Linked DNA regions of Mus musculus: region 1 is linked to region 2. The links are chromatin loops, found by intact Hi-C in ENCODE. Cell type or tissue: left cerebral cortex. All regions are shown on one strand. Each heading gives the region's core, and the rest is flanking DNA. Links, peaks and the distances in the headings are about the cores only.

What was found. Peaks named below come from ENCODE experiments on the same cell type or tissue, not always from the same donor. Only the 100,000 strongest peaks of a DNase experiment are listed, where the experiment ranks them.
Region 1: it touches region 2 in a loop (2.9-fold over the local background); 4 of 42 quality-filtered maps call a loop at or near these places.

Annotation. Positions count from the first base shown.
Region 1 is chr9:64,269,163-64,285,300 of GRCm38, forward strand. Tipin (timeless interacting protein) reads left to right here and starts at 12,423. Exons shown (of 8, transcript NM_001324557.1): 1 at 12,423-12,485. In left cerebral cortex, for the core only: CTCF peaks have their summits at 5,978 (motif pointing left) and 8,740 (motif pointing right); DNase peaks (open chromatin) are centred at 4,798 and 8,728; H3K4me3 peaks cover 271 bases.
Region 2 is chr9:63,911,422-63,927,559 of GRCm38, forward strand. No RefSeq gene overlaps it. Among named protein-coding and RNA genes, the nearest start is that of Gm36033, 25 kb to the right of the region's middle. In left cerebral cortex, for the core only: CTCF peaks have their summits at 4,744 (motif pointing right) and 6,995 (motif pointing right); DNase peaks (open chromatin) are centred at 4,762, 7,010 and 7,688; H3K27ac peaks cover 404 bases.

The sequences.
Region 1 (16,138 bases), core at 4,234-12,233, 360 kb after region 2:
TGAGGTACTGGTAGCATAACCAATCAGGTATGGACACGTCACTCCTAGGCCTATATAAGCAGCACCATTTCTGGGCTCAGGGTCTTTTGCCTATGCAATCAATGCTCTCCCAATAAATGTGTGCAGAAAATTTAAAAATTTAGCTCCTGCCTAGCTGCTTGTTGCAGCGTCGTTCTTGCCATTACAAGATGGCGCTGGCTACCACATAATGGGATCTGGCACGCAGGTGTACACGCCAATACAGCACTCATATACATAAAATAAATAATAAAAAAATGGTTATCAAGAGTTGGAAGAGATGGCTCAGAGGTTAGGACCCTGGTTCAATTCCCAGCACCTACATAGCAGTTTACACCTGTTTGTAACTCCAATTCCAGGAGAGCTGGTACCCTCACATAGTCATAAATACAGGCAAAATACCAAAGTACATTAAAAACAAATAAATAAAAAAAAACCCAACAAACAAAAAAAGATTATCAAAATAACCCCAGTGGCTTCATTGCAGTTGGAATGGCTGACCTGAGGACCTGAGGAAGCAGTTGTATCTCCTAGGAGGCAGGGGCCATTTGCTTCTGGCTTCACACGTGACTTATTCAGCAGGAGCAGCTGCAAGGTTGACAGGACCATAAATACCCAGGTAATGGATTATACTTCTAAAATGCTTAAAATTTAGCTCCTGCCTAGCATGTTTGTACAGTCTCCAATCCCAGGTAAAGTCAAATCAAGGTCAACCTGGTCGATACAGTGTTTTCCAGACCAGCATGTGCTGCACATATACACATACAATCAAAACACTCATCCAAATTAAAAATTAAATAAATATTTCAAAATGAAAACAAACATTAACTAAAAAAATTTAAGTGCTTTTCTATTATATCCCTGGTGCATATAACTCAAGTTTAAAACTTAACTTTGGAGGAATACGCATGAATTTTTTTTTCTTTCTGGTTTTTCGAGACAGGGTTTCTCTGTGTAGCCCTGGCTGTCCTGGAACTCACTTTGTAGACCAGGCTGGCCTCGAACTCAGAAATCTGCCTGCCTCTGCCTCCCAAGTGCTGGAATTAAAGGTGTGCACCACCACTGCCCGGGTACTCATGAATTGTGATGTGTTTATAAAAAGATAAAGAGGGGAGGTATGTTCTATGGAGGTGTGGTGAGGTATGGGGAAGGGGATGCCTCTGCGGGCCCATGCCTCAGAAGGAGGCATCCCTTCCTTCTGAGGGACCAGCCACAGGACAGTATCATATAGAATAGAGTTTATTCAGGGCATAGAGAGGGGGTTATGAGGGTAGTAGAGGCAGAAAAAGGCAGAGAGAGTAGAAAGGTAGAAAAGTAGAAAAGTAGAGGCCAGCCATGGAGAGAGGGAGAAGGGAAGGGGGAGGGGGGAGGGGACAAAGCAGTAGCAAGAAGGAAAGAGCAAGAGACTAAGAGGGCAAGAGAGTGAGGAGGGGGCAAGCAGCCCCTTTTATAATGGGTCAGGCCTACCTAGTTGTTGCCAGGTAACTGTGGGATGGAGCTTAGACAGAATGCTAAAAAGTTGTGTGTTAGAGGACAGGTGATTCCTCTGGCCTGCCCTCAGGGACTTAGCAATTGCTTATGTCATGGCCTGCTACCTCCAGGTGGGACAGCAGGTGTGTGAAACTGGATAAAAGGACTGTCAGCCACCCCAGGCCCCAATATCTGTTTCTGGTATTCTTTCTCTGTCTGTCTCTGTGTCTTTGTCTCTGTCTCTCTCTCATGTGTGTGTGTGTGTATCTGTGTGTGTGTCTGTCTGTATCTCTCTCATCTGTCTGTCTGTATCTCTCTCCTCTGTGTGTGTGTGTGTCTGTCTGCTGTCTCTCCTCTGTGTGTCTGTCTCTCCTCTGTGTGTCTCCTCTCTCTCTCTCTCTCTCTCTCTCTGTAAATAGTGTGCTCTTGCTGAGAGAAGATGCTCTCCCCATCTACCTGCCTGTCCACCTGCCCACTCATCTGCCTCTCTCCTTCCCTGGTCCTCACTCCTTTCCCTTCCCCCAATAACCCTTTCACTCCAGATCTGGCACATGGCATCATTACTCAGTGGCACACCTTGGCATGGGCATGCCAAAGGTACCCCCCCCCAGCATTAAATTTCACAACCATGTTCAAATTTTGCTACATCCTGCAGGGCTGGAAACCTGACTGTGTCAACACAGAAGTGAAGAAATTGCAGACAATGGAAGAAACAACAGACACACAGGCTGGGGTCATGTGGGCTTTGCTTGCTGATGGAGGCCACCTACTACATGACTTGGAGGGGTTAGCTGGTCCCCAGGGGACGTCTCTGTAGTGCAGCTTCGCAGCCTCGGTGAAGAGGAACCTACTACAAGACTTTCTGTACCCTGGTTTTAGTGAAAGGTCAGTTGTTTCTCAGCACTTACCAGAGAAGGCTTTGCTCTTCCTGTGGGCTGAGAATAGTGCCCTTGTCAATGATAACATTCTCTCAGGGCTTCATCTGCTCCTCACACAGATTTGTGTACAACAGATACTCATTTCAGCATTCACACACACACACACACACACACACACACACACACAAAATGTGATTTTTCTTCACTTGAGAGGAACTGTAAGATGTTGACAGGCTGGGCTGCGGTTGTGCACGCCTTTGATCCCAGCATTCTGGAGGCAGAGGCAGGCAGATCTATCTCTGCAAGTTCTATGATCATTTCTGCTCGTCTGTTAAGCTATGTATCCTGCTGTATTAGTTTGTCCTCATTGACAGAGTCGGGGAGGAAGATCAGTCAGTAAAGTGCTTGCTGCACAAGAATGAGGACCTCGCTGGGTGGCTGCAGAGCACGCCTTTAATCCCAGCACTCGGGAGGCAGAGGCAGGTCAGGGCTAGCCTGGTCTACAGATTGAGTTCCCAAAAGAACAACAACAATTGAGGGCCGGAGTCTGGACCTCTGACTCCCATGGAGTAAATAAACAGATCCGTAAGTAGGTAGGTTTTGGACCTCAGTACCAAGGGACTGAGGTTTATTTTACATATCAAAGCAGACCTGGTTTCCGGGTTCTCCCAGCAACCCTCAGTCCCTACCTGGTATATCCTGCACCCACCTCTGAACTTTCCAAACTAGGGACTAGGCTGCCCTTCCCCCAGAGATTCTTCCCTATGTAATCCAGATAATTTGCGTGCTCCCTTACTCCCTCTCCCTCCTTCCTCCCCTCCCCCCCCTCTCTCTCTCTCTCTCTAAAGATTTATCTATTATATCTTAAGCACACTGTAGCTGACCTCAGACACACCAGATGAGGGCATCAGAAGAGGGCGGTTGTGAGCCACTATGTGGCCGCCGGGACCCGAACTCGCGACCTCTGGAAAAGCAGTCAGTGCTCTTAACCGCTGAGCCTTCTCTCTCTTTGAGCACTCCCTTTATCTCTTTCTCCCAACCCCCAATCACTATGGTGACTTCCGTGGCCTCCGTCCCTGGGGCCAGTGTACTCGCCTGAGAACAGCTTCCCAATAAACCTGTCTTTAATATATTCTAATCTGGTTTGACTTGGTTTATTTCACCGCCCGCTGAGAAAAAACTTATCAAGTAGATAGTGAGGTAGAGAGGTAGACAGACAGACAGACAGAATACTGAGACAGACGGATTGCCAGAGACAGAGGGATTGCTGGATTGGCCCACCAGTCTAGCTGAATGGTTGTGACTAGCTCGAAGGTATCCATCGCCCTCTTCTGGACTCCACTGACACTGCATTCAATGTCTGCCAATTCCTTTCTTTTACACACACACACACACACACACACACACACACACACACAATTAAAAATAAAATTTAAACATTTGTTTTCAAAACAGCTTCTCCATAAAGCCTCGACTGTCCAGGAACTCACTCTGTAGACCAGGCTGGCCTCGGAACTTAGAAATTCTGCTTCCCGAGTGCTGGAATTAAAGGTGTGTGCTACCAATACCAGCTAAAAATCTTTTAAACACAAAAGAGTGAGCCAGTGGTTGGCAGTGTGACTCAGTGGTGGAGCATTTGCCTAGCATTAATGAGGACAGGAATTGTGACCTTTCTGTAAAATAATATCCTACTCAGCAACCAATAATTATTAACATATACAACATGTGTGAATCTTAAAGTAACCAAGCAGAATGAAAGAAGCCACGCACCAAATAGGTTCTTATCATACAATTTCATTTATTAAACATTCTAAATGTTTAAAACCATCTCTTTCTGGGCATGGTGGTATATGCCTTTAATTCCGGCACTTGGGAAGCAGAGACAGGTGGATCTCTGTGAGTTGGAGGCCACCCTGGTCTACAAACAAGCCTCAGGTCTTATTATTGAAACTGGAAGAAGAGTCCAAGTTCAAGTTCTGAGGCCAAGACCACTATATAACCTCCCACTGAATTTGTAGGGATCCCAGGAGGGCCCCCAGTTTCCACAAGGGGACTGAGGTCACTTGCATCTGGCCTATGAGAAGGGGAACTCCTTTGATACAGTCGGCCCCTGTACCCTCCAGTGGGCACGGTTTCCAGCTGCAGGAACTGGAACTCTCTCCTTTTGCTGGCAACAATCCCAGAAAGAAACCCCTAGGCCCTACTGAGATGTCAAATTCACTTAAACTCCCCTCCCTCAGCCTTCTCTAGTTCTGAGCTCTCCATTCAGTGCAGACCCAAGGACTGGCAAATACCTTCTTTCTTTTACGTTTTTCTCTCTACTGCATTTAGTCGACAGAACCTCAACTCTGGTGTGACTTGGTCATCTTCTCAGATCCTGGCTTTCTCTTACAAACCTAACACGCCTCCACATCAACTCCTATGGGAGTGAACTGGCCCACTTTCCCATCAGACGCCACCTGCTCCATCTGTGACCTAGATCCTATTGCCTCTTGTCTTTTCAGGTCTTTGCTTCTTAAATTAACATATATATGAATACATACATATATATTGCATACATACACATGGTCAGAGGCAGTGCTGCATACAGTTGCACAACTAGAAATCAACTAGCAATTTTCCAAACACCTACCCATAAAAGGGATGTTAAATAAATTGTGGTGTAGTGTACAACCATGGACATTTTCTGAATAGCTAAATGCAACAAAGTGAAGGCACCACAGGACAAAATATGGAAAAGAAAAAGTGAGCCCAAACAGAAACCATACACCCTGGTGTTGTTGTTGTTGTTGTTGTTTTTGTTTTTCGAGACAGGGTTTCTCTGTGTAGCCTTGGCTGTCCTGGCATTCACCTTGTAGACCAGGCTGGCCTCGAACTCAGAAATCTGCCTGCCTCTGCCTCTCAAGTGTTGGAATTAAAGGAGTAAGCCACCACCACCCGGCTTGCTGTTTTTTTCTAAGGACAGAGGCAAGTGCTATCAGCTGTGTGGGGTGTGTTGGTGCATGTCTTCAGTTTCTGGTTCTCCTGGGGGTGGCAGGCAGAGGGAGGTCGAGCTCTGTGAGTTCCAGGCAAACCTGGTCTATATAGTAAGTTCCAGGACAGCCACATCTCCATAGTAAGACCCATGTAAAGAACATGAAACAAACAAAGGAACAAAAAAACAAAGCAAAACAGAAAGAAAAACCTCACCTCCCTTCCTCCCCAAATAAAACAACACAAAGTAGCAACAACAAAACACAAAGAAATCTGAGCTGGAGAGTAGCTCAGTGGTTAAAACCACTTGCTGCTCTTGCAGAGGCTAGGGTTCCGTTCCCAGCACCCATAGGGTAGCCTATAACTGCTGGGAACTCCAGCTCCAGGGAAATTCCAGGCCTTCTGGCCTCCTTGGGAACCTGTATGTACATGACACATGTACAGGCAAACACACATGTACACATAAAAACAGACAAAAAATGAACACAGAAAGAAAGAGAGGCTTGGGAGATCGCTGAGGGTTATAGAGCATGTTTTCCCTTTCCAGAGGACCCTTCATTCTGGGCCTTGCCTCCACAGGGTGGCTCACAACTGCCTGTAGCCCCAGTTCTGAGAGATACAATGCCCTCTTCTGGCCTCTTTGGGCAGTGCACAAACATTATTCACATACTCAGGTGCAAATATAAAAAATAATATAAAAATGTGAAGAGAGCAAGTGATAATGAATAAAGTATCATTTGAGTCTATATATGAAATGATACATATATTCCTAAAGTATTTTCAGAAGGAGTGGTAAATGGGGGTCTGAGAGTCAGTTCATTCATCAATAACATGTAGAGTCCCGCCGAGTTCTATTCTGTTCCCAACACCCACAAAAGACAGCTCACAAATACCTGCAACTACAACTTCAGGGGATCCCACCCAGCTGGCCTCCCTGGGCACCTAAATTCATGTGCGCTTACCCATACACAGACACCTAATTAATATTAAACATAAAAAGTAAGAAATCTGGGTATAGTGAGGAGCACCATTAATCTCAGCCGGCTAGCCTGAGCTATGTAGTAATATTCTGTTAAAAAAGAAAGAAAGAGGGCTGGTGAGATGGCTCAGTGGGTAGGAGCACCCGACTGCTCTTTCGAGGGTCCAGAGTTCGGGTCCCGGCGGCCACATGGTGGCTCACAACCATCCGTAACAAGATCTGACTCCCTCTTCTGGTGTGTCTGAAGATAGCTACAGTGTACTTACTATAATAATAAATAAAAAATCTTTAAAAAAAAAAAATTAAACAACCAGGGCTGGTGAGATGGCTCTGCGGTTAGGAGTGCCGACTGCTCTTCCAGAGGTCCTGAGTTCAAGTCCCAGCAACCACATGGTGGCACACAACCATCTGTGATGAGATCTGTCGCCCTCTTCTGGAGTGTCTGAGGACAGCTACAGTGTACTTGCATATAATAAATAAATAAATATTTAAAAAAAAAAAAAAAAAAGAAAGAAAGAGAGGAAAGAAAGGGGGCTTGGAGAGATGGCTCAGCAGTTAAGAGTCTTTTTCGTTTGTTTGTTTGTTTGTTTGTTTTTGGTTTGTCAAGACAGGGTGTTTCTCTGTAGCCCTGGAACTCACTCTGTAGACCAGTAGACCAGGCTGGTCTCGAACTCAGAAATCCACTTGCCTCTGCCTCCCAAGTGCTGGGATTAAAGGCATGCACCACCACGCCCGGCTAGCAGTTAAGATGTCTGCTCTTCCAGAGGTCCTAAGTTCAATTCTAAGCAACTACATGATGACTCACAACCATCTGTAATGGGATCTGATGCCTTCTTCTGGCATGCAGGTGTACATCCAGACAGAAAACTCAAAATACAATAAATAACTCTTAAAAAAAGAAAGAGAAAGAGAGGAAGAAAAGAAAATAGAGAGCATTAATAAAATTATCTGTGGACTGGAGAGATGGCTCAGTGGTTAAGAGCACTGACTGCTCTTCTAGAGGTCCTGAGTTCAATTCCCACCAACCACATGGTGGCTCACAACCATCTGCAATGAGATCTGGTGCCCTCTTCTGCATACATAATTAATAAATTAATAAATAAATCTTTAAAAAATTATTTGTAATGTTCTGTTTTGTTTTTGTATTTTTTGAGACAGGGTTTCTCTGTGTAGCCTGGCTATCCTGGAACCGCCTGCCTCCGCCTCCCAAGTGCTGGGATTAAAGGTGTGCACTGCCACCACACAGCTATAAAATTATTCTTAGAACGATAAAATTACATTTTATTTATTCACATTTATTTATTTATTTAAGTGTGATTCATTCTCTCTCGCTCTCTCTCTCTCTCTCTCTCTCTCTCTTTCTGCGCGCGCGCGCACGCGTGCTAGTATGCCGCAGCATGTCTGGAGGTCAGGGGATGACTTGGGGAAGTTGATTTTCTCCTTCTATTCTTAGGCCCAAGAAATCAAACTCAGGTCACAGGCAAGTGCGCTTTAGGACTGAGCCATCGTTCTGCCTCCCCCATTATTTATTTATTTTTTCCTGCGACGCTGGGAATTGAACCCAGATCCTTTAGGTGGTAAACAATCATTCTACTACTTATCCATAGCTATGGCTCCATAGAACATATTTTGGAATAGTTTGTATGTATCAAATATGAAAATAAAACATAAAAAAATTGTTTTTTGTTTTGTTTTTTTTCGAGACAGGGTTTCTCTGTATAGCCCTGGCTGTCCTGGAACTCACTCTGTAGACCAGGCTGGCCTCGAACTCAGAAATCCGCCTGCCTTTGCCTCCCAAGTGCTGGGACTAAAGGCGTGCTCCACCACGCCCGGCCATAAAAATATTTTTAAGTGGGCTGGAGAGATAGCTCAGAGACTAGGAGCACTAGCTCTTCTTCTACAAGTCCTGAGTTCAATTCCCAGCAACCACATGATGGCTTACAACCATCTGTAATGAGATCTGACGCCCTCTTCTGGTGTGTCTGAAGACAGCTACAGTGTACTTAGATATAGTAATAATTAAATCTTTAGACTGGAGCAACTGGAGCAAGCGGGGCCCACCAGAGCGAACAAGCACATAATAGCTCATAACCATCATTACAGCTACAGTAAATAAATAAGTAAATAAATAAATAAACAAATAAATCTTTAAATTTTGTTTTTGTTTTTGTTTTTCGAGACAGGGTTTCTCTGTATAGCTTTGGCTGTCCCGGAACTCACTTTGTAGACCAGGCTGGCCTTGAATTCAGAAATCCGCCTGCCTCTGCCTCCGGAGTGCTGAGATTAAAGGCGTGCGCCACCATGCCCGGCTTAAAAAATATTTTTAAAGTTCTAAAATGTATTTATATTAATATGTATGAATTTTTCTCTGCATGAATGTCTGTGTTCCCCACATGTGTCTCCAGTACCTGCGTAGACCTGAAGAGGGCAGCAGATCCCCTGAAATGAGTTACAGATGATTGTATTTTCATGTAGGTTCTGGAAACTCAACTCCACTTCTCTGGAAGTGCTCTTAACAGTGGAGCCACCTTTTCGGCTGCATTCATTCATTCATTCATTCATTCATTCATTCATTCATTTATTGGTTTTTCGAGACAGGGTTTCTCTGTGTAGCCCTGGCTGTCCTGGAACTCACTTTGTAGACCAGGCTGGCCTCAAACTCAGAAATCCACCTGCCTCTGCCTCCCAAGTGCTGGGATTAAAGGCGTGCACCACCGCCTGGCTTGAGAAAAAAAAATTTTTTTTTTGGTTTATTTCGAGACAGGGTTCCTCTGTATAGCCCTGGCTGTCCTGGAACTCACTTGGTAGACCAGGCTGGCCTCAAACTCAGAAATCTGCCTGCCTCTGCCTCCCGAGTGCTGGGATTAAAGGCATGCGCCACCACGCCCGGCAAGAAAAAAAAATTTTTTTTAAAGATTTATTTATTGATTATATGTAAGTACACTGTAGCTGTCTTCAGACACTCCAGAAGAGGGCATCAGATTTCATTAGGGATGGTTGTGAGCCACCATGTGGTTGCTGGGATTTGAACTCTGAACCTTCGGAAGAGCAGTCGGGTGCTCTTACCCACTGAGCCATCTCACCAGCCCGAAAATTTTTTTATTCATCAATCAATTGTGTGTATTTGTTCCTGTGTGTTCCTGTGTGTGTGTGTGTGTGTGTGTGTGTGTGTGTATGCATATTGTGGTCCACATGTAGAAGTCAAAGAACAACTTTTGCTTAGTGGGTCCCCAGGATGGAGCTCTGTCAGACTTGGTGACAAGTGCTTTCATCTGCTAAGGGATTGCTCCTGTCCCGATGACTACATTTTTAAGGTGTATTTATTTTATTTTCTCTGTTTGACTATTTTATCTCCATTGCACTGGTGTGTGCAATGCCCCCAGAGGTCAGAAGAGGGCATCACACCTCCTGGAACTAGAGTTATAGGTGGTTGTGAGTAGCCATGTGGGTTCTGGGAACAGAACCTAGGTTCCCTGAAAGTGATGAACCAACCTGCCTCCATCTTAGACTTAAAAGCCATCTTATAGTAACGACAAACTAGGCCCACTCCTGTTTATAACTAGGCTGGCCTTGAACTCAGAAATCCACTTGCCCCTGCCTCCTCAGTGCTGGGATTAAAGGCCCGGCTGACCTGTAATCTTAACTACAAATGGTTTTGCACTTCCTGTTCCAGGAACAACCATCTTGCAATCCTTCCTTTGGTTCAAAAAGCTGGGCTGGAGAGATGGCTCAGTGGTTAAGAGCACCAACTGCTCTTCCGAAGGTCCTGAGTTCAAATCCCGACAACCACATGGTGGCTCACAGCCATCCGTAATGAGATCTGATGCCCTCTTCTGGTGCATCTGAAGATAGCGACAGTGTACTTGGATATAATAAACAAATCTAAAAAAAAAAAAAAAAAAAAAGGTTAAGTCAACCTTGTATGACCACCTTGTAATTATGTCTGTGTGTCAGGAGGGCGATACGACTAACGTGTCATGCGTCATGCTTATGTTCTCCTCCTGTAACCCTGCCTATTTCCTCACCAACCCCCTCCATTGGAAACACTCACCCCAGAGCTTTAAAAACCCTGTCTTCCTCACGCCCAAGGCTGATCTCTTGATCCCCGCTTTTAGGTGTGCAGGAATAAAGAAAAAGCTTGCTTTAATTAATTTGGCCATGATGATTTGGGTCGGTGTTCTTTCTCCTCCAATCTTTGGAGTTAACACAGGAGCACGAGATACTCGTAACTGTTGAGCAATCTTTCCAGCCCCACCCAGCTCTGCTTTTATTTTGTATGTGGGTGTGAGGTACAGAATCAGGAGGTGAGCACTGGTTGCTTCCCTCACAATCTCATTGTTAAAAAAGACTTCCTGTGGGGCTGGAGAGATGGCTCAGTGGTTAAGAGTGCCGATTGCTCTTCTGAAGGTCCCGAGTTCAAATCCCAGCAACCACATGGTGGCTCACAAACATCCATAACGAAATCTGATGCCTTCTTCTGGAGTATCTGAGGACAGCTATAGTGTACTTACATATAATAAATAAATAGATCTTTAAAAAATACTTTTATATGTATGGTTGTGTATGTAATACATATATGCCTGTGTACATACATACCCATGCATAAATAAACCTACATACATAAATAAACCATATATGCATCTATACATACCCATAACTACATGAATAAACCATTCATATTTACATACATATCCACACATATAAACATACATACATAAACCATGATATACATACATAAATCTACAGAGTGCTTGGTTCTCTGGAGGTCAGAAGAGAGCCTCAGATACCCTGGAATCATACACGGCTGTGTCACTATGTGAGTGTACTAGAGTCCCCTACATGAGCAACATGTACTCTTAATGGTTAAGCCATCTGTATGTCTCAGCCCCCCCCCCCCCCCTTTGAGACAGGGTCTCTCACTGTGCCTGGAACACATCAGTTAAACCTGGCTGGCTGGCTAGCCAGCTGGAGGAATCTGATTTTTGCCTTCTCAGAATCGGGATTCCGGGTAATATCAAGCTGTTTTTTAACCTGGGTATTGGAGATCTGAACTCAGCTCATCATGCAATGTGGGGGAGTCCTTTACCCTCTGAGGGATCTCCCCAACCCTGCCCTCCCTTTTTGTTGTTTGTTTTGAAACAATATCTCACTGTGTAGCACTGGATGGCCTGGAACTCCAGGGATCTGCCTAAGATTAAAGGTAAACACTGGATCCAATACTTTTTTTTTTTTTTTTTTTTTTTTTGATTTTTCGAGACAGGGTTTCTCTGTGTAGCTCTGGCTGTCCTGGAACTCACTTTGTAGATCAGGCTGGCCTCGAACTCAGAAATCCACCTGCCTCTGCCTCCCAAGTGCTGGGATTAAAGGCGTGTGCCACCTCGCCCGGCCGGATTCAATACTTTTAAAGAAAACAGGGAACCCTCCTTTTTTTGTTGTTGACATATTTCTTTTTTCTTTCTTAAAGATTTATTTTATGTATGTGAGTACACTGTAGCTGTCTTCAGACACTCCAGAAGAAGGCATCAGATCCCATTACAGATGATTGTGAGCCACCATGTGGTTGCTGGGGAATCGAACTCAGGACCTCTGGAAGAGCAGTCAGGGCTCTAGTCACTGAGCCCTCTCTCCAGCTCTTGACATATTTCTTTGGGTCTACACGTCTAACCCTAACTACAAACTACAATCTTTTCCTCATATCTTTATTTAATTAACAAAATTCATAGTCGTGGCATTTTGCTATTCTGAAGATGCAGTAATTTTCCAGCCAAAGTTGTTTGACACTACGTTTTACTCCTCTACAAATCAGTTTTCTTTTCTTTCTTTTTTTTTTTTTTCTCGTAGACGCTGGCCTGGAACCTGTGGCGATCCTCCTACCTCAGCCTCCGAGTGCTGGGATTCCAGGCGTGCACTATTATGCCTGGCTTCCATCGTTCGTGTTCTAAACCCGGAGACCTATTTCTGGAGCTAATAAAGCGCCCAGAACTCATTGCCGTCCCAGACATTCCGGATGGGTAGGCGGGCTTCCGAGCGCGGTGGGCGGGGCTCAGACCCTTAGGCTCCTCCCACGCCTCTTCGCCTACCCTTGGCGCCAAATTTCTCAGCTTGTCTCGCGGAGCCGAGTCTCGCGAGAAGCGGTGTTGGCGCGCTTGGCGGCGGCCGCTGTCTAGGTGAGGTGAGACCGGTTTCTGTGAGCGCAGATTTTGGAAGTGGAGCCCGCGTTGCAAAGGCGGCGCGGGGCGCGGGAGATGGGGTCTCACCCAGGAGCCAGGCGGAAGCGGGGCTGAGGAGGAGCGGGCGGAGCGGGTGGGAGGCGCCGCGGGAGGATGGCGGGCCTGCACCGGAGCCGCGCGCACGGACCTAGCTGAGAGGGAGGCTGGGAAGCGGACTCGAGGGGAGGCGAGGGAGAGGTGACATCCCTAGGGCTGGCGCCGACGGTGGGACGAGAGTGAGGGTGGTGGGACTTCCTTTAGGGCGAGGAGCTCCTGTTTTGACAACTAGGGAAAACGGTAGGTTGGAAACAGGTCCGGGAAGGACTTGTGGATCGGATGTTGAATTTGTCACGCACACTGCTCTGGGAGTTTGAGGACCTGGAGGGGGAAAGAGACTTAACTCGTTAGTGTCTAAAACACGTGTGACAGTTGTCAAGGAGAGAAGGAAGGGCTGTGAACATCTAATTCTTTACAAACACTGAGAGAAACCAGTTTACTGATAAGCCCCACTGTGCTTTTTTGGTTAATTGCTGGTTATTGTAGTTTTAAGTCCTGTTCTCAAACTCCCATTAGAATGGGATTGAGTGTACTAACTAGATGTTTTGAGGATTGGGGTGCTTGTTCTGGGCCTGGAACCCAGGCCAAGTGGTCCTAGGTAGAGTTATAATCTACCCTTGGTTCCCACATTTAAAGGTACTCAAAGACGTAGCGGTTTATTATCAGGAGCCAGTACTTTGTTTTTATAAATTTACGGTCACAAATTTAGAATTGGGGACAGCTAGTAAAGGCGATATAGTGCTGGGGAACAAGCCTTACTGAGTGTGATCCCTGGGTCTCATGCAAAGCTGGAAGGAAAGAATTGACTCTACCCACAGAGTCCTTTGCTACTTTGTGGATTCTTTCTTCCACCCTTCTCTACCCTTAATCTACCCTTTAGGCTCCCTAAAAAACGAGAGGATAGGGGGAAAAATGGCAACATTATCTTTACCCTGCAGATGAGGAGTGTCAAGTTCCTTGGGGCATGTTTGAGGCAAGGTGAGGACCTTGAGGATGTGTTATTTCTTCTCTTGCTCACCACTAAACAAAACCACAGCCAACAGCAAGCAGTCAATCCTGGCCTTTACCCTCTGAAAAGTCCTGAGGAAGCTATCTGCAGTTAGCAGAATCGCCGTTACAGCATTAGAGCTCAAGGCCTGTCATACCAGCTGCTGTGGGCAATCTGAAGCAGCCAATTCCCATACCAGGAGTTAAAATGAAGAAATAATATTTCTGTGCTTTTTTAAAAAAAAGATTTATTAATTTTATGTATGTAAGTATACTGTAGCTGCTTAGACACACCAGAAGAGGGCATTGAATCCCATTACAGATGGTTGTGAGCCACCATGTGGTTGCTGGGAATTGAACTCAGGACCTCTAGAAAAGCAGTCAGTGCTCTTAACTGCTAAGCCATCTCTCCAGCCCATTTCTGTGCTTTTTTTTTTTTTTAAAAAAGAAACCACCACTGGGCATGCCTTTAATCGCAGTACTTGGGAGGTAGAGGCAGGCGGATTTCTGAGTTCGAGGCCAGCCTGATCTATAGAGGTGAGTTCCAGGACAGCCAGGGCTACACAGAGAAACCCTGTCTTGAAAAACCAAAAAAACAAAACCCAAAAAAACAAAACCCACAATTCCAAAATTGTCATTACAGGTTGTCCTTTGACCTCCCCCGGTGGCACATAATGCACTCTTATTATACATACAACAAACATAAATTTAAAGAAGTAATAAATTTAGAAGTTTTGGGGATGTTTTAGACATGTCCTGAGTATAATATCTTTAGCTGTTTTTGTTTTTTAAGATTTTTTTTTTTTACATGAGTACACTGTCGCTGTCTTCAGACACACCAAAAGAGGGCATCAGATCCCATTACAGATGGCTGTGAACCACCATGTGGTTGTAGGGAATTGAATTCAGGACCTCTGGAAGGCAGTCAGTGCTCTTAACCACTGAGACATCTCTCCAGCCCATATTTTTAGTTTTAATTTAGGAAATTTTGAAGGTTTAAGAATGTGTATCTTGCTGGGCAGTGGTGGCTCACATCTTTAATCCCAGCACTTGGGAGGCAGAGGCAGTGAATTTCTGAGTTCAAGTCCAGTTTGGTCTACATATTGAGTTCTAGGACCTATACAGAGAAACCCTGTCTTGAAAAAACAAAACAAAACAAAAAACCCAACCAACCAAACAAAAAGAGTGTGTATCTTGGGGGATATGTACACTTGAGGCCAGATGTCAAAGCCCCTGAAGCAGTAGTTATAGGTATTAGTGAGCTATATAAGTATGGTGCTGGCAACTGAACTCAGTCCTCTACAAAAGCAATTTGTGTTTTAACCACCCCAGCCATCTTTCCAGCGGGAGATTTTTATTTCTAATTAAAGATAGTGGTTCTCATTGTAGCCCAAGCTGGTCTGGGGTTGGCGCAGCCACATAACTGAAGATAACAAATTTCTGATCCTCTCTCTCTTCCTGAGGGCTGGGATTACAAGTCCATGCACTGCCTTGCCCCAAGGTAGTTTATGAGGTACTAGGAATTGAACTCAGGGCTTTGTGGATTCCACTGTGTGTATAGAGAAGGACTTTTGCCCTAACTGGCCTCCTGGTTCCTGCTTTAGCCTCTTGAGTGTTAGGACTACAATGAGTATCACTGTTCCTGGCTTGAAATTCTTGGGCTGGAGAAATGGCTCAGCGGTTAAGAACACAGACAGTTCTTCCGAAGGTCCTGAGTTCAAATTCCAGCAACCACATGGTGGTTCACAACCATCTGTAAGGAGATCTGACACCCTCTTATGGTTCGTCTGAAGACAGTTACAATGTACTTACATATAATAATAAATCTTTAAAGAAAATCTTAAATTCCTTTCCTCAGCAAATATCTATTGGGAACCTCTTGTGTATCAGGTTTTGGGACATAGTGGTAAAATAACAAAGAGGCCTGCCAGATTTTTATCCTAAGAGAGCCACAATCAATATAGGAGTCTAACATTAAATAAAGCCTAATTGAGAAATGACGATTCCTATAGAACATCTGCATGGTGCTGTTAATTTTTTTTTCTTTTTTAAAAGATTTATTTATTTATTATATGTAAGTACACTGTAGCTGTCTTCAGACACATCAGAAGAGGGAGTCAGATCTTGTTATGGATGGTTGTGAGCCACCATGTGGTTGCTGGAATTTGAACTAAGAACCTTTGGAAGAGCAGTCGGTGCTCTTACCTGCTGAGCCATCTCACCAGCCCAATTTTTTTTTTTTTTTTAAGATTAATTATTTTGCCCGGTGTGGTGGCACATGCCTTTAATCCCAGCACTTGGGAGGCAGAGGCAGGCAGATTTCTGAGTTCGAGGCCAGTCTGGTCTACAAAGTGAGTTCCAGGACAGCCAGGGCTATACAGAGAAACCCTGACTCAAAAACAAACCAAAAAACCAAAAACCAAAACAAACAAAAAAAGTTGAATTATTTATATGAGTACACTGTAGCTGTCTTCAGACACACCAGAAGAGGGCATCAGATGCCATTACAGATGGTTGTGAGCCACCATGTGGTTGCTGGGAATTGAACTAAGGGCCTCTGGAAGAGC
Region 2 (16,138 bases), core at 2,982-10,981:
TGGCCACCCAGTCACCGCATCCAAACCACACTTCACACTCGCAGTCACAAGGAATATATCCAGACCCCATTCCATACTTGCCCTTACAAGGAACATACAAGGGACATGCTACGATGGCCCCTATTTTATAGGGGAGGAAACTGTCGAGGGGAGGTTAAGTGAGAGAGGGAAGACATGACCGTCATTTCATTTCACGAACAGTAACATTATGGCACTCAGAGCGTGGAGGCCTTTCAAGGGATGGCTCAGAGGGAAAGAGTGCGTGCTACACACGCATGAGGCCCTGAGTTCAAATCCCCACTGGCTTGACCTCATGGGCACCTGTATTCCCAGTGCTGTAGTGGCAGAGACAGGAAGAGCTTGCTGGCTGCCAGGCTAGCTCCAGGCTAGGTGAGAGATGATGTCTCGAGGGAATAAGACAGAGAGTGACAGAGCAGGACAGCTAGACTCCGCACGTGCACATGGATGGGCACACGCGCACACACACACACACACACACGCACACGCACACGCACACGCACACGCACACGCACACTATGCAAGGCTAGGTGTGGCTCAGCACTTAGGAGGCTAAGGCATGGCAAGCTTAGGTCAGGTTGAGGTGCATAACAAGATTCTACCTTGAAGGAGAGAGAAGGAAGGAGCACAAACAAGATCCTAAATACTGTATCAGACGATTCACAGGAGACATGCAAATGGTCCTCCACCCTCTGAAAGGCTTCCTTTAACACAGCACAAATAAAAGAAATGCAAATTCAAATTGCTCCAAGAGACCTTCTCTCGAATATCAGATTGGCATAAATCCAAACGTTTGGCAACTCTCCTTCCTGGGAAGGCTGCAGAGAAGCAGGCACTCTTACAGAGAGCGATGGGAATGTGGAAGTGGTTCTGCTGGGCGTGGGGGAGGCAGACGCAGAGCTGTTCTTTTCTTTGCAATTATGGAGACTGAACCCATGGCCTCGGGCACACGACCCAAGCCCTCTACCACGGAGCATATCCACAGAGATACATCAGCCAAATGCTCCTGGGTCAACAGAAAGCCCCTAACTGGGCTGGCGAGATGGCTCAGCAGGTAAAAGCACTGACTGCTCTTCCAAAGATCCTGAGTTCAAATCCCACATGGTGGCTCACAACCACCCATAATGAGATCTGACTCCCTCTTCTGGTGTGTCTGAAGTCAGCTACAGTGTTCTTATGTACAATAATAAATAAATCTTTGGAGTTCTGAGCAAGCAGGGTTGACCAGAGAGAGCAGATGTCCTAAAAATTCAATTTCCAACAACCACATGAAGGCTCACAACCACCTGTACAGCTACAGTGTACTCACATAAAATAAATAAATAAATCTTAAAAAAAGAAAAGAAAAAGAAAGTTCCTAACTGTGGTCTTATTTGTAGCAGTAGCTAGAATCACATGAGGGACACCCATGCGCAGGAGGCTTGGCGGACAACACAAGAGAGGACTTTGTGGCTACAATGGAACTCAGGGCCGGGGGTGGCGGCGGGATGACAACCAAGAAAACAAGATATAGGAAAGTGTGACTACACCTTGGTCTAAGAAAAGGGTCAGGATGCGTTTTAACTTGTGTGTGTGTGTGTGTGTGTGTGTGTGTGTGTGTGTGTAAGGGCATGTGTGAGTGTAAGTCCTTCCCCTGGAGCTGGAGTTATAGAGAGTTCTGAGTCACCCAACAAGGGCACTGAGGATAGAATTGGGTTCTCTGGAAGAGCAACAAGTGTTCTTAACTGCTAAGCCATTTCTCCAATCCTAGCAATTACACTTTATAGATAATTAAATTAATATAAGTTGAAGTAAGGATAAAGTGTAAACTTTTCCATTAAAGTGATGAGGAGGATTGGGTAAAGGGGACGTAAAAAATGGGTCTCTTGGGCTGGAGAGATAGCTCATAGGTTAAGAGCACTGGCTGTTCTTCCAGGAGTCCTGAGTTCAATTCCCAGCAACCACATGGTGACTCACAACCATCTGTAATGGGATCTGATGCCCTCTTCTGGTGTGTCTGAAGTCAGCTACAGTGTACTCACATACATAAAATAAATAAATCTTTGCTGGGCAGTGGTGGGCACACACCTTTAACACCAGCACTTGGAGGCAGAGGCAGGTGGATTTCTGAGTTCGAGGCCAGCCTGGTCTACAGAGTGAGTTCCAGGTCAGCCAGGACTATTCAGAGAAACCCTGTCTTGAAAAAAAAAAAAAAAAAGCCCGTGAGATGGCTCCTGGGTAGAGGGGCTTGCCGCACTCAAACCCTGATAACTCAGGTTTGCTCACTGGATCACACAGTGGCAAAACAGTGACTCCACAAAGCGTCCTCTGACCTTCACACATGCATGCCATGGCACACTCGAGTCCTCCCCTCACCCACTAATGATAAATACATTTCAAAATAATGCTAACAATCTAAACTATTGGGGTGCTGGTGAGCCACGCAGGCGTGACTGCTGCAGCCATGATGGTTCTCAGAAGCTCTTTGAACACAATCTTTCTGCTGTCACAGATGTTAGAAAGCAGGGCTGGCTATGTTGCTCACTGGGACAGTGCTCACCTAACAAGTACAAGGTCCTAAGTTCTAATCCCCAGAACCTCAAATAAATGTTTTTCATCACAAAACATTTTTAAAAATCTTGTATTTGGTAAGTGTTCATTTTGGAAAGCTTCTTCTTCTTCTTCTTCTTCTTCTTCTTCTTCTTCTTCTTCTTCTTCTTCTTCTTCTTCTTCTTCTTCTTCTTCTTCTTCTTCTTCTCCTTCTCCTCCTCCTCCTCCTCCTCCTCCTTCCTTTTCCTCTTTTCTTCTTCCTCTTTTCTTCTTCCTCTTTCTCTTCTTCCTCTTCTTTCTCTTCCTCCTTCTCTTTCTTCTTCTTCTTCTTCTTCCCTCTCCTCCTTCTCTCCCTCCTCCTCCTCCTCTTCTTCAGGTAGGGTCTCCTCCTTGTGCCTCTGCCTCCCAGTTTGTGAAGTGCAGGGGATGGAATCCAGGTTTCATGCATGCTAGGGAAGCACTCTACCTACAGAGTTAAAGCTCAGCCCTGACAGTTTCTTAGGAAACACCAACCACTTGACCCAGAAAATCCACTCCCTGCTATCCATTGATGAAAACTAAAGCTAGCTCACTCACTGTCTGCCTTCAGAGTATGGGTGGGCCAGTTGCTTCAGGTTCCTGCTTCCTTGACTTCCCCACAGGATGGACTGTACCCTTTCATTGTAAGATGGAATAAACCCTTTCTCTCAGAGAGGAGAGAGGGTGAGAGAGGAAGAGAGAATGACAGAGAGACGAGTTGTTCTTGTTTTAGTTTAGATTTCTTGTTTGTTTGATATCCAAGTGAAGATTTAAATGTTAAAAGTTATACTTTGGAAATGATCCAGCTGTTCTGAACTATAGTTTGGCACACAGCTGTGAAACTAAACACACATGTCCCTGTGGTCCCTCTGGTAGGGATCAACCCCAGAGAAGCGGGCATCTATATTTGCACAAAATCTAGAAGTGTAACATGTTCAGTGACATTCTTCATAACTATCCCAAACTAGAAACAAGCCAAATGTCCCTCATCCAGCAAGCAGATAAACAAATGGCACCGTGTCCATGAAAAGCCATCGAATGGTGACAGGAAGGAGCAAATGTGGATGGCTTTCCAAGCCCTGGAGCCAAGTGAGAGGAGCCAGATTCCATGTGCAAAGGCACACTATGGGGACAGAAAACAGAGACCAGGCTGGAGATGGGAGGAGGGGTTGCCTATGGCAAGGCTTGATGAAAGGGCTCTATATCTTGACTGTCATGATGTTTACACATTTGCTATACATTTGTCAAGTCTCATAGACTGTGTAGTTTCAGGGATAACTCTTACGGAATGAGACTAACAGAACACAAGCGCTTGAAGACTGACCGGCTGTGAATGATGCATGAGTGGAGGAGGAGGAGTCATCTGGCAGGAAAGGCACAGGCAGGAATGTCTAAGACCCACAGGATCTCAGGGTGGGGATGACCAGTGGACAGCAGGACGTTAAAGGTGGAGACCTGGAGGTGACATGACCCTTGCCTCTCAACTGGCCTTCCCTTGAATATTCTTCTGCCTCCACCTCTCATGTGGGCCACCTTGCCTCCTAAGAGAACCCTCTTTAGTTCCATGTGCTACCCAGCTCACGCAGATCGCACATCACTGTCCAAGTTCTCCTAAGAGCTGAGCAGGGCCCTAGTGTACAGAGAGGCTCAAAGTGGTACCCACAAGGACCTTCCTGGTATTTCTGTATCTTGTCCAAGTTTCAGAAAACAGGACTCTTACCCTGTGTGGAGAGCAGAGAGCCGCTCTCATCTGCTTCTCTGAAATGGTCTTATCCCAGTGTAGAAGAAGGAAGGCTCAGCCCCTGGTCAGGGGCATGGGAGAGCACAGACCTCTCACCGCAGAGTGTCCCTGGACTGGAGAGAGTGAGAGCATCTTTGTGGTTCTCAGGTTCTCCAGTCTCCCCAGTTGCTGTAACCTTAATCCTCCCTGCTTTCCCGAAAACAGAGCTGACAGAGATAGTTGTGTTTTAGCCACGACTAAGGATGTTTAGCAAGGAGAGATGGGGAGGGTCCAAACCAAGGGGAAATGCCAGCACATGGGGAAGTACTGGGTCGAAAGAGGAAGAAAATGGCAAATATACAACAGGCTAATTAAACATCATCACAGGTTACAGAGCTGTTGGTAGGCTGCTCACGGGAGCAAGCCAACCTTGCAGAAGAGAGAGGAAATTTCCATACCCCTCCACCAGGGGGAGCACATGTGCCATTTCATCTGCAATGGCTGTGTAGTGTTAGTCCCACCCTGCTTGGATTAGGAAGAGCAAGAGGTGATACAGAGAAACCACCAGCCAGGAGCTCAAAGGCTCAAAGGTTGTTAGATGGGTTGCCGCTCTCTGGTGGTGTTCGCACAAAGCAGAATCGTCCATAGTTCAGGGACTCTGGATCTAATCTGGTTGCCTCCACTATGCAGCTGTGTGGCCGTGGCCAGTTCACTGCATCTTTCTGGGCATCTGTTTCCACCTCTGGAAAACAGGGCGGTGCCTTTCCCGCTCAGAAATGACAGGAAAGGATTGACGTTGCAGACACCCACAGAGTTCTGCCTTCAGGAGTCTCTTTAGTGAGAGAACAGAAGAGAAGAGGCTGGTGAGCTGGCCTCTCAACTGGTGGCTGAATGAGGCCTGGTGAGGAGGATGTGCCCAGGGAATGTCCTTGAACACCAGGGAAGCATCCGGGTACCAGCATACTCCAATCCTGACTGTGCCAGCTATTTGCTGGGGAGCCTGGTCGAGTTTCTCTCTTTCCCTGAACTTCGATTTCTCCCTCCTTGAAGAAAGGGAACCACATCTGATTCTTGGAGTTCTGTACCCCTCAGCTCCTCTCTCTCCAGTGGCTCTGGGGCCACCAAATCTGAGGTGAGGTCAGGTAGGGAGAAGGTCACCAAAATAGGCCAGCTCCCTATTTAGGGCCCAGAGCAGGACACTGATCACAAAAAAATTCTCAGTGAGGCAGAGTCAGACACTTCCTAGGGGAACGGTCATTGAACAGCAGGCACTTAAGCTGCCCTAAGCAGGGGCTCTGGTCCAAATCTGGGGTCTTGATCCTCTGTGAAACCCTGCATATTTCCTCACATTCCCCAGGAAGTCTGAGTCCCCAAGAATGGCCCTCTAATGCCATCTATAGCAGGGGCAGAGAACAAAGCAGGCATGAGTTTTGGAACTGTCTGTAGTTGTGGGAGCCACAGCGCTTTCAAGGAGAATTCCCCAAGGAGGTCGCAGACTACACTTGAGGAGCCCGGGGCAGTGAGAGACAGGAAATCCTGGCATGGGAACACTTGTCCAAGGGGATGAAAGGCCAGGAGACTTTAAAGGGGGTCTCGGGAGACTGGGGCGTCCTGGTGCAGGGCCCCTCTTCTTAGGAGTGATATAAGGGCTTTGGGTGAATTCCTGGCGGCTCCAGCTTTGAGGAATCCTTAGGCCTTATCTCCTAGTGATATATACTGACATGTTTATGGATGAAATAACATGCCTGGCATTTGCTTCAAAAACACCCAGTTGCCAGGAGAGGCAGAAAGTTTGCATAAGGAACGAAATTGGCCATGACTGACAGACAGTGGCTAAGTAGGTGATCAAAACGCAGCGCCCCTCACACTGGACTTTCTGCTTTCTGTAAGAAAATGCCCTGTCAGAGCTGGAGCTCAGAGCTCCATGCCTAACACAGCATGAGGGCCTGGTTTCCATTTGTCCCCAATATCATGTTTTTTAAAACCTGGCCATGGTGTGGGCCCCATGGCTCAGCAGGTAAAGATCTTGTTCTGAAAATCTTACGCATGCATCGTGAGTTCCATCCCCTGATCTCACAGTGGAAGGAAGGAAGGAAGGAAGGAAGGAAGGAAGGAAGGAAGGAAGGAACAAGGAAAGAAGGAAGGAAGGAAGGAAGGAAGGAAGGAAGGAAGGAAGGAAGGAAGGAGAGATCTGGCTCATGAAAACTGTCCTCTGATTTCCACACAAGCACTTGGGCATAAGTGAGCATGCACGAGTGCCCAAACACACGTGTGTGCTCACGAGCATACACACACTAATTAATTAATTTTTAAAAACAAGCATAGGAATTGGACAAATGGCTCAGTGGTTAAGAGCACTGGCTCCTCTTCCAGAGGTCCTGAGTTCAAATCCCAGCAACCACATGGTGGCTCACAACCATCTGTAATAAGATCAGATGCCCTCTTCTGGTGTATCTGAAGACAGCTACAGAGTACTTATATACATAAAATAGATACATCTTTTTTTTTTTTAATAAAATAAAAGCTGTAAATGTGAGTGGATCAGAAGTTCAAGGTCAGCCTCAGCTACACAGAAGCTTGGAGGCAAGCCTGGGCTCCTTGAAACTCTGTCTCAAAAACAGTTCATAAGTCCACACACAGCCCCCAGCCAGTGGCCTCCAAAGTGTGGCACAGGCTCAAGCCTTTCTGGTGGCTAGCCTGATCTCCACATGACCACCAGAGGGAGCCCTGGACAGTGTCAGACCTTGCAGCCTGGCTCACCCTTGCTTGGTACCAGTTCACCACAAGACAGGCCCATAGACTATCTTCTTCATCCGGCCTCCATGCTGGGCTGCCACAACCAGCCCCACAACACTTTAAGCACTGCAGTGCTGTAAAGGCCATAGTTACATTGGATAACGCGCATCTATTGCTTCGCTGGAACTCAGACTTAACTGAACAATCTCTATCATATCTGGAAGATGACCTCTACCTATCTTACCAAAAGAGACATGCCATCTCAATGTCCCCCAGGGCCCCCACTATACAGAGGTGCCCCTTCCCAGCAGAGACGCAACCTCTGACTGAGTTTATACCATTGCCTGCCAGCAAGGATTTTAAGCTTGCTTTAGAGGACAGATGTCGGTGTGTGGTATGCAACCTGCCCAGCTCTCCATGACAGTCCCACAAGAGGCCAGACAAGCAGGTACTTCCTGAATGAGGAGGCAGCCTTCAAGCGAGTGCTTGCTTCTCCTCAGCAGGGTGCTGGGACTGGAAGTGTACGGCCATGTCCAGGCCTCAGCTGGCAATCTGCTCTGGGTGTTTTTGGACTTGGGCCCTATCTGCTATGCGTCCCATGGTAGTGGGGAGAGGAACCCGGTGCCAGGCGCCGGCTGCCCCATGGCCCGAGGGTGTCCACTGCAATTATTACAAGTAATCAGTTGACCAGCCCGGCCCCGGCCCTCCTCCCACGCCAACACTTGGCCCTTGTTCCTGGACAGGCCCCTCTGTGTCCCGTCCTTTGTGGCTGACATTTCATTAGGATCATGCAGCACTGGGGTAACCCCGAGCCCCAAGCCCATTCTAGGGAGAGGGGGGCTGGTCCTGGCCATGTAGATACTTGGCCTGGGGAGTCTAGGCAGACTGGCTGTCGCCAGCCAGGCAGCCGCCCCCTCCCGCCCCCAAATATCCAGTGTGGGCCACTGGCTGATGTGGAGCCACGGGGACGCCAGCTGACTTGGATGCTTTTGTTCTGGGCCTGGAGTGGTCTAAGCATGGTGGCTCTTTCACTGAGGAGACACAGATAACAGGCGGCAGGGCCTGATAAGGTGTCTGCCGGTGGTTTCCTCCCAGACGGGTCCCACTGCTCTCACAGGCCCAAGAGGACTTGGCCCACGCCTGTCACCAAAGAAAAGTTACCCCTCCCCAGGGTTTCAGCCTCCCCACACAGGCCAAAATAAAACCCAAAGGGGGTTTGTATGGAAAAGTCAGCAGAGTCCCCAGAGGCGCCAGGCCCAGAGCAGGCTGGGCTGCCTCAGTTTCCTTCCCATGAAGAGAATGCCAGGGAAGGCATTCTCCCTGGGTCTATAATGCACTTATAATAAACTGGAGATCCTGGGCTGGGGTTGGGGATCCCTGGACTTGTCTAGGTCCCCTCAAATGGCATTGCCAAGGATACACACAGCCTCCTCTATGTCAGACTCCGTGAGAGGGCTTAGGAAGAGATAAGACACGGCCCAGGGCTCCTGCCAGGAGGAATCGCCTGAAAGATCTATCACCACTCACCAACCTAACCCAGACCAGGCCTCCAGCCCCAGGCTCACAGACTGGAGGGGCTCTGGGGTGAATGTCAGTACAAAAAGACCACAGCCCTGAGAGCTGAGGTGCCCAGGAGCAAGGGGTCTCTAGTCTGATGGAGGAGGCCTGCCTGGCTTCTTGCTTACTCCTTGCTACTGCCTAACGAAGGCAATGTAAGACAGGAAGGGCTCATTTTTGACTCAGAGTTTGAGGAAGCAGTCCACCGTGGTGGGAAAGACGTGGCAGCGAGGCACGTGGACTGTGCCACAAGAGGACCTGACACGGAACTGGCAAGGTAGAGCACGGTCAGACCCCAGACATCTCTAAACTTGAGACCAGCAGGAGCAGACATAGCCCCATCCCTGTTTCTGTGCCTGTCTCGGAAGGAGCACATGACCTGGAGACACCCCCTCTGGCCTCCCCCACCCCCCAGCAACCAGGTAGGTACAGGCAGTCACAGTAGCACAGCCTCTGGAATTCTTCCCCATGCAAATGAGGCATCTCTGTAGGCTTAGCCATCAGCCAGTGACTTTTTCCCTCCCTGAATATCCTCAACCCAAAACCTATATAACCTTTGGCTCACCCCAAATAAAGTGTATGCATCCAAAACAAGCTATGATTCCCTCAGAAAGCTGCTTCACCAAAGCTCGTCTGAGAAGGCCTTTGTCTAAAAGAGCCGTAACACTAAGATTCTCAATGAAGGTCCCCATCCCCCATCACTCGTTCCCAACCTGACCCGGATCCCGCAGACCCCACCGGTTCCTCCAACTTGAGTCCAGACACCCCCCAAGAGGGGAGGTGAACCCCAGAACTACAGCTGATCTCTGTGCATCTGCAATCAGGAAGCAGAGACACAAACGCTGGGACTCAGCCCAAATCCCCCTCCCCCACACCTCCCCACCCTATCCCCAAGGAATCCCCAGCCCATGGAATGACAGACACCTCGCTCATTTAGAGTGGGTCTTCCCAACGTAGTTAACCCAATCTAAAAACTCCCTCACAGGTGCACCCGGAAAGTCTGGGTGGTTCTCCATCACATCAAGTGTCAATCAATATTAGCCATCCTAAGGACTCAAGGAATTCTTGAGAAGACTGTTGGAGTGATCAGGCAGCCTCAGGAATTACTGGGAAAGGCTTTCTGACAGTAGTGGGTGTTCCCCTCAGCCTGCATCAGAACCTTGAGCTCCAAATTTACCTATAGTAAGCGGAGGTCAGAGCTGGCCAATTGTCATGTGGCAGCCAGCATGGACATGAGGTGTGGGAATGAGGTTAGGCAGCGGAGGGTCCAGGTTTTCCCTCACCCTGACGCGTGTGGCTTTGGGCACACACATGCTCTCTCTCTCTCCTCTCTCTTTGGCTTACAGGCTTTCAGGAGCTTCTTAGGGGTGAAAGCCACGGATCAGTGCTCTGGATGATTGGAGAGAGTGGCCTGGGCTTCTCCCTGCCAAAAAGTCCCAGGGGGAATGAACACCCAAGTCCCTGCACCTGTAGTCTCTCCAAGGGACCTGACAGTCCCACAGCCAGGCCCCACGACCTCTTCTCCAGCTCAGAAAAGAAGGCCTGGAATTCTAGAATTCCACTGCCCTAGAGAAGCACATGAGGCCTTATGCTCTGACCTTCAAATTCACCCACCCAGCTCTCAGAGGCCTCCCCAAGCCAAGCCCAAACCAGGATCCCGCCTCACCCACCCCATGTGCCTCTTCCTTCATAATCAAAGCCCACTTTTGTCCCTGGCACCATCACACCCTTACTAGAGCAGTTCTTACAATGCATTCATCAGCCGCCACCATACACCTAAGTACCACAAGCCAGGATGGCGGTGACAGAGCCAGCTTCTGCCCCAGATACATATATAGCTCTGTGAAAGGCAGAGAGAGCCATAGAGCCACAGGAACAAGGAAGGAAGGTCAGGTCTTGGGCTAGACCAGTGTCATGGAGTACGAATTCTAGAATTTTGATTTCCTTAAAAAACACAGAACGACTATAAGAATATGCTTTGTTTTAATCCCAGGTGTGAGAATGTGGGGCTGTGTTGCACTGTCCGCAGCAGCTGACTATGATTTGTCTCATGCTCTAGCAGAGGCATGGTTTTGCCAGCTGCAGAGAGTTTCTGTGATTATGTGACGTTTGGAATTCTGGGAACTTTTCAGGGGGTACATAAATACTAGAGCCGGGGCTGGAGAGATGGCTCAGCGGTTAAGAGCACTGACTGTTCTTCCAGAGGTCCTGAGTTCAAATCCCAGCAACCACGTGGTGTCTCACAACATCTGTAATAAGATCCTACCCTTTTCTGTAGTGTCTGAAGACAGCTGCAGTGTACTCGCATATAATAAATAAACAAATCTTTAAAATAAATAAATAAATAAATACTAGAGTCCTGATAGGTGGGGTTGGTGGTTGTTGGGTGGATGTGGGGCTTGTGGTTTGTTAGTAGTTGTACTCAAAGAAGAAATAAAAGGAAAGAAATTAGATTCAGATCTGTCCCTCGGTCTCCTTCTGTCTTTCTGTGTCTCTGACTCTCTTTCCACTATCCTTTCTCTACTATCTAGTGATGGGAGTGAAACTGGGGGAATCGGGGAGTGGGAAAAAGAAGAATCCTCAAAGTAGCTAAGTCAAGCTCCATTGTTATCTCTGATCCTTTCCCCAGGCCACCTCCTCACTCCTAGTAGAGCACCAGGCTACTCATACCAAGACGATACTAGGATACAGGGAGACTGTGGAGATAAAACAGGGGGCTAGGCGAGGAGGTGGAGCTGGACTGTGAGCCTGAGGGAGGGCTGGGGTGGCAGGGTTCACCCTCTACAGCACCTGGTAGGTCATCATTAATCCACCGGGCGTCCCCTTCAGAGCAGGGGATGCAGACAGACGCCAGCCTGCTCACAGGATGGGCCTGACTTGGCCTCTTGCCCTCCCAGCCACCCAGAGCTTGACCTGAATCTGCTGCATACGACTCCTCTGACCTTGGTCAAGTCACTCTTCCACTCTGGGCTTGGAACATTAATAGGGAAGGATGGATGGGTAGTGAAGGTACCTTGCAGTCACATGGGTAGGGTTTGGCAACTCCTTGCTTGGCCAGCCTGAGACATGCACACCCTTCCCCCGGCCTAGCTTTGGGGAACTCTGACCAAAGTGTCACCCCTAATTCCGAGATCTTTACTGCCCACCAAGCCTGGAGACCTGATGCCAGTGGATGGTGACATATGATTTTAAGTACTTTGTGCTCAGCAGGAAGCAAAACAACAACAGAAGAAAACAAAATCAAAGGAACCCAAAGCCCAACAGCACAGCACCGGGCAACCCAGAGCCACTCAGCTGCCAGCAGCCATAGCAGCGACAGCAGCTAATGGGAGAGTGGACAGGGCAAGGGACAGCTTTCTGGAAGACAGTGTGGAGTTACTCTGGAGTGGTGCCAGGAGGCAGGAACGTTCACAAGCACCCATCCTGAGGAAGGCATAGCCGCAGCCTCCCTCACGCTTACCCGCCCACACGGGTTTTCTGGATTATCCTCTTGTTCAGCCTTTGTATGAACTCCACTGTGTATACAGCAGGCATGCAAATGTGTACGTGCATATCCATTAAGCCATTACATGATGCCAATCAAGATAAAACACTTCCAGTGTGCCTGACGCTTCTCTTGAGCCTCCTTCCAAGCAGCTCCCTAGAGGAGAACCACAGACTCAGCTCTCACCATAAACTGCCTTGTCTGCTCTGGAAAACACTGATGGAGGCTTGCTACCTAGTCCTGTGTCTCTGGTTCCTTCACTCAGCAAAATGTCAGACTACTGGCTCATACTGCTGAGTCTATGCTAGTGTCTTTCATTTATTTATTTGCTTGGGTTTTTGGTTTGGTTTGGTTTGTTTTTTTGATACAGAGTTTCTCTACTTAGCCCTGGCTGTCCTGGAACTGGACCAGCCTGGCCTCAAACTCACAGAGATCCATCTGCCTTTGCCTCCTGCATGCTGGGATTAAAGGTGTGTGCCACAGCACCCGACTTGGTGGTTTCTTTTAAAATGTTGACTCTGTTTAATATTCTGTTTCGGGACCTAACTTCTGATATGACCTTTCTGGTTTCTTCCTTCTCATTTTTCTCCCCCCTCCTGCTTCTCCCTCCCCCTCCTCAGTTACTCCCCCCTCACCTCTTGTTTGTTTTGGTTTGAGAAAGGGTCTTTCTAGCCTAGCCTAACCTCAAGCTAGGTAGCCAAGGATGACTGAACTTTTGACCCAGCTGCCTCCACGTCCTGAATGCTGGGATCAGAAGCATGTGACAACACGTCTGATTTATCCAATGCTGGGGATTGAACCTGGAACCTTGTGCATGCTAGGCAAACTGAGCTGTTTCTCCAGCAACTTGATTTTGTGTTTTCAGGGTCTTACTTTGTATCCTTGCCTGGCCTGGAACAACTCATTAAACAAACCACTCTGGCCTCAAACTTGTGACAAGTCTTCTGCATCAGCTTTCTTGATGCTGGAATTATAGGCATGAACACAGCACACTAAGCTCTGTATATGTATGTGAGTGTGTGTATATGTGTGAGAGTGTATGTGTATGAGTGTGTATGTGTGCTTATGTGTGAGTGAATGTATATGTGAGAGTGTGTGCGTGTGTGTGTGTGTGTGTGTGTGTGTGTGTGTGTGTGTGTGTGTGTTTAGACAGTGAGACAGTGTCTCCCATGTAGCCCTGACTCTCCTGGCACTTCCTATGTGGCCCAGGCTAGCTTCAAACTCACAGTAATATACCTGCCTTAGCCTCGTGGGAGCTGGGATTACAGATATGTACCATAATATCCTTTCTTTTGCTGAGAGGCACCAGGGTGGATCCCACTGGGAGCTGTTGTGAACACTGTCAACACCCTGCCTGAGCCTCTGGGCCATGTGCATCTCAGTCCTTCAACTCACATGGCACCCGAGTGCATGCAGGCTGTCCTGGATCCAGAGATTTCTGCTTCTAGCATCCGTTGGGATCGTTGGCTCACTTATCCACCTTTCTGATTCTATTGTGTTAAACAGCTGGAGAAGCCCCAGATGGTGGGGGTACAGGAGTACCTTTAGCGGCCACTCCATTTGGAGTAAGTGGAGCTATCATCTGGCTCCTTCACTCTAGCCACAGAGTCTCCCCTTTTCCCCCTGCCCTTGCCACAGCACTAGGCATGCTCCTGCCTCTAAGCCCAGACCCTTGCAGAGCCTTCTTTCTGAACTTGTCATCCCTGACATCCACATTTCGAACCAATTGGCTGTGGCGCTTGCCTGACCCAGCCTGGCAGATAGCTTACCCGCAACATACACAGTCCCTTTCTGTCCCCTTACTTTTGTCCCACCGTGTCTGACTGGCCAGCCGGCTTTGTGTTTTGTACATGTTCACTTATTGCCTGTTCCCACTCAGTGATATGAACTGTGAGGCTGGGCAGGGCCCCTTTCTGCTGCTCCACTCCCACAGGATGACATCTGGCAGCTGGCACATGCTTCAGAAGTAACTTCTGAGTGCAAGAATGGATAAATAAAAGCACCAGGCACGGGCACTCAGTGCAGGCACACACTAGAGAGGTAGAGGTAGGAAGATCAGGAGTTCAAGGTCACCCTCAGCTACAGAACAAGTTCCAGGCCAGCCTGGGCTACATAAGACTGTCACTGGGGTTAGGGGTGGGGGTGGAAAGCTGCCCTGTGGAGCTGGGTGGCAAGCATCACCAGTCAAAACAATCTCTGGAGGCCATTCTTAGTATTCTTGGTTACTGACATCCACGTCTCAAGGAAAGACTCCAGAACACTGGTGTATGGCCCTGGGGTAAAGTCAGGAACTACCCCGGTGACCTCTACGTACTGTCACAACTCGGACATCACAGTAGGCTCTCAGGAGACCCAGAGCAGCACCTGGCCCCCATGAGCTGACTCTTTATGATAGGGTCTTCAGGATTCCTAGGTGAGAAGAGGAACCTAGGCTCCCCCAAATGACTTTCACTTATAGGGGAATAGACGCCTTAGTTTCCCCCACTTATGAAGTGGGTGGAGTTAAGTCATATAATACACAGAGAAATGGTCCCAGATCCAACACCTCCTAGCCCAGCTGGTAAAACCCTGCCCTCTCTGGTCTTCAAATTTCCCAGAGGTCGAGGATCGAGCATAACCCATGACTGAAGGATTGAACAGTCCCTTAGTTGTAAAGTCAAGTCACAGATTCCCCATGTCTTCTCTTCAGGGCTTTCTGTCTGCTGGAGTGGCTAGCTTGTGTTTGGTATTTTGAGACGGTGTCACGCTCCAGGTTGTCCTTGAACTTATGATCCTCTTGTTCCCACTTCCCGAGTGCTTGGTTTACAGGTGTGCCTTCCATATCCAGACCCCTGTCTTTTTTTTTTTTTTTTTCTCAAGAAAAGCCATATTTCCTGCAGGGTCTAGGGAGAGTTTGCCAAGGGAGGAGGTTCAGGGTATGAAATATTAGCTTGGCCAGTGTGCCAGGTTCCAGCCAGCACAGGTTTACTGGAGAGCCCCTCTGAACTACACTAAATGCTGGCTGAGACATAGAAGCCTGGTTGAAAAGGAAGGGAGCTGGCGTTACAGCTGCGGCACACTCCTCTTACAGACTTGGCGCTGAGCACCAGAGGGTGACCAGCGGCTGGCTCCAGCTGGGCCTGTCTCCCACAGTTTGTCCAAGTTGCTCAGATTTCCTCCAGCGATCTCCCCATCACCACAGAGTAAGGAAAGGTGACTCCGCCCATGACTTCTAGTCAGGGAGACACAGAAACTGGGATCCTTCGGGGAACCCCACAGTGCATTCTTTTTTTCTTCTAATTTTAATTTTTTAAATTTTATTTGTTTGATTGTTTGCATTGTTGTTGCTTGTCTGTGTGTTTGGAGACAGTGTTTCTCCCTGTAGCCCAGGCTGTCATGGAATTGGCTCAGTAGAAGGGGGCTGACCTTGAAATTACAGAGATCCACCTGCCTGGGTGTCCCAAGTGCTGGGAAGGAAGGTGTGCGCGGTCACTGGGCAGCCATTCCACATCAAGCATGCCTGAGTTCCAGCCTACAACAGGCAGTACTGCCTCACTAAGCGCAAGGATCGCAGAGCTCAAGGATCGCTTTGCCTAAGCATCACTCTCCTGCCCACCAGTCAGATGTGAGACTTATTTCATAAAGGCAAATGATTTGTGCAAGGTCACAAGGCTGATGAATCGCGGAGCCGGAGTCTGAAGCCGGGTCTAGGGCTGAAGGTACAGCCAAGTATTGTGTTCAATTTGCCAACCTAAAATAAAAGAAATAGGAAGCAAATGAGGACTGCTTTGCATGCTACGCTCTGAAGCTGAGGGTGACCTTCATCTCTCTCCCTGCCTCCCAAGTGCTGAGATCATAAACATGCCACCACAGTCTGTTTTATGCAGTGTTGGGAGATAGAACCTGGAGCTTTGTGTAGGTCAGGCAAGCACTCTATCAACTGAGCTACATCCCTGGCCCCTTCTTCTGGCTTGCCACACCATTCTAACCTCAAAGCTGGACTCAAGGCCTGGCCTGTGTCCCTGCTGGGTCCCACGGTCATTTTGGCAGAAGGCATGAACAATCAATCGCCCGTTGACCTTGACCAGTCAGAAATC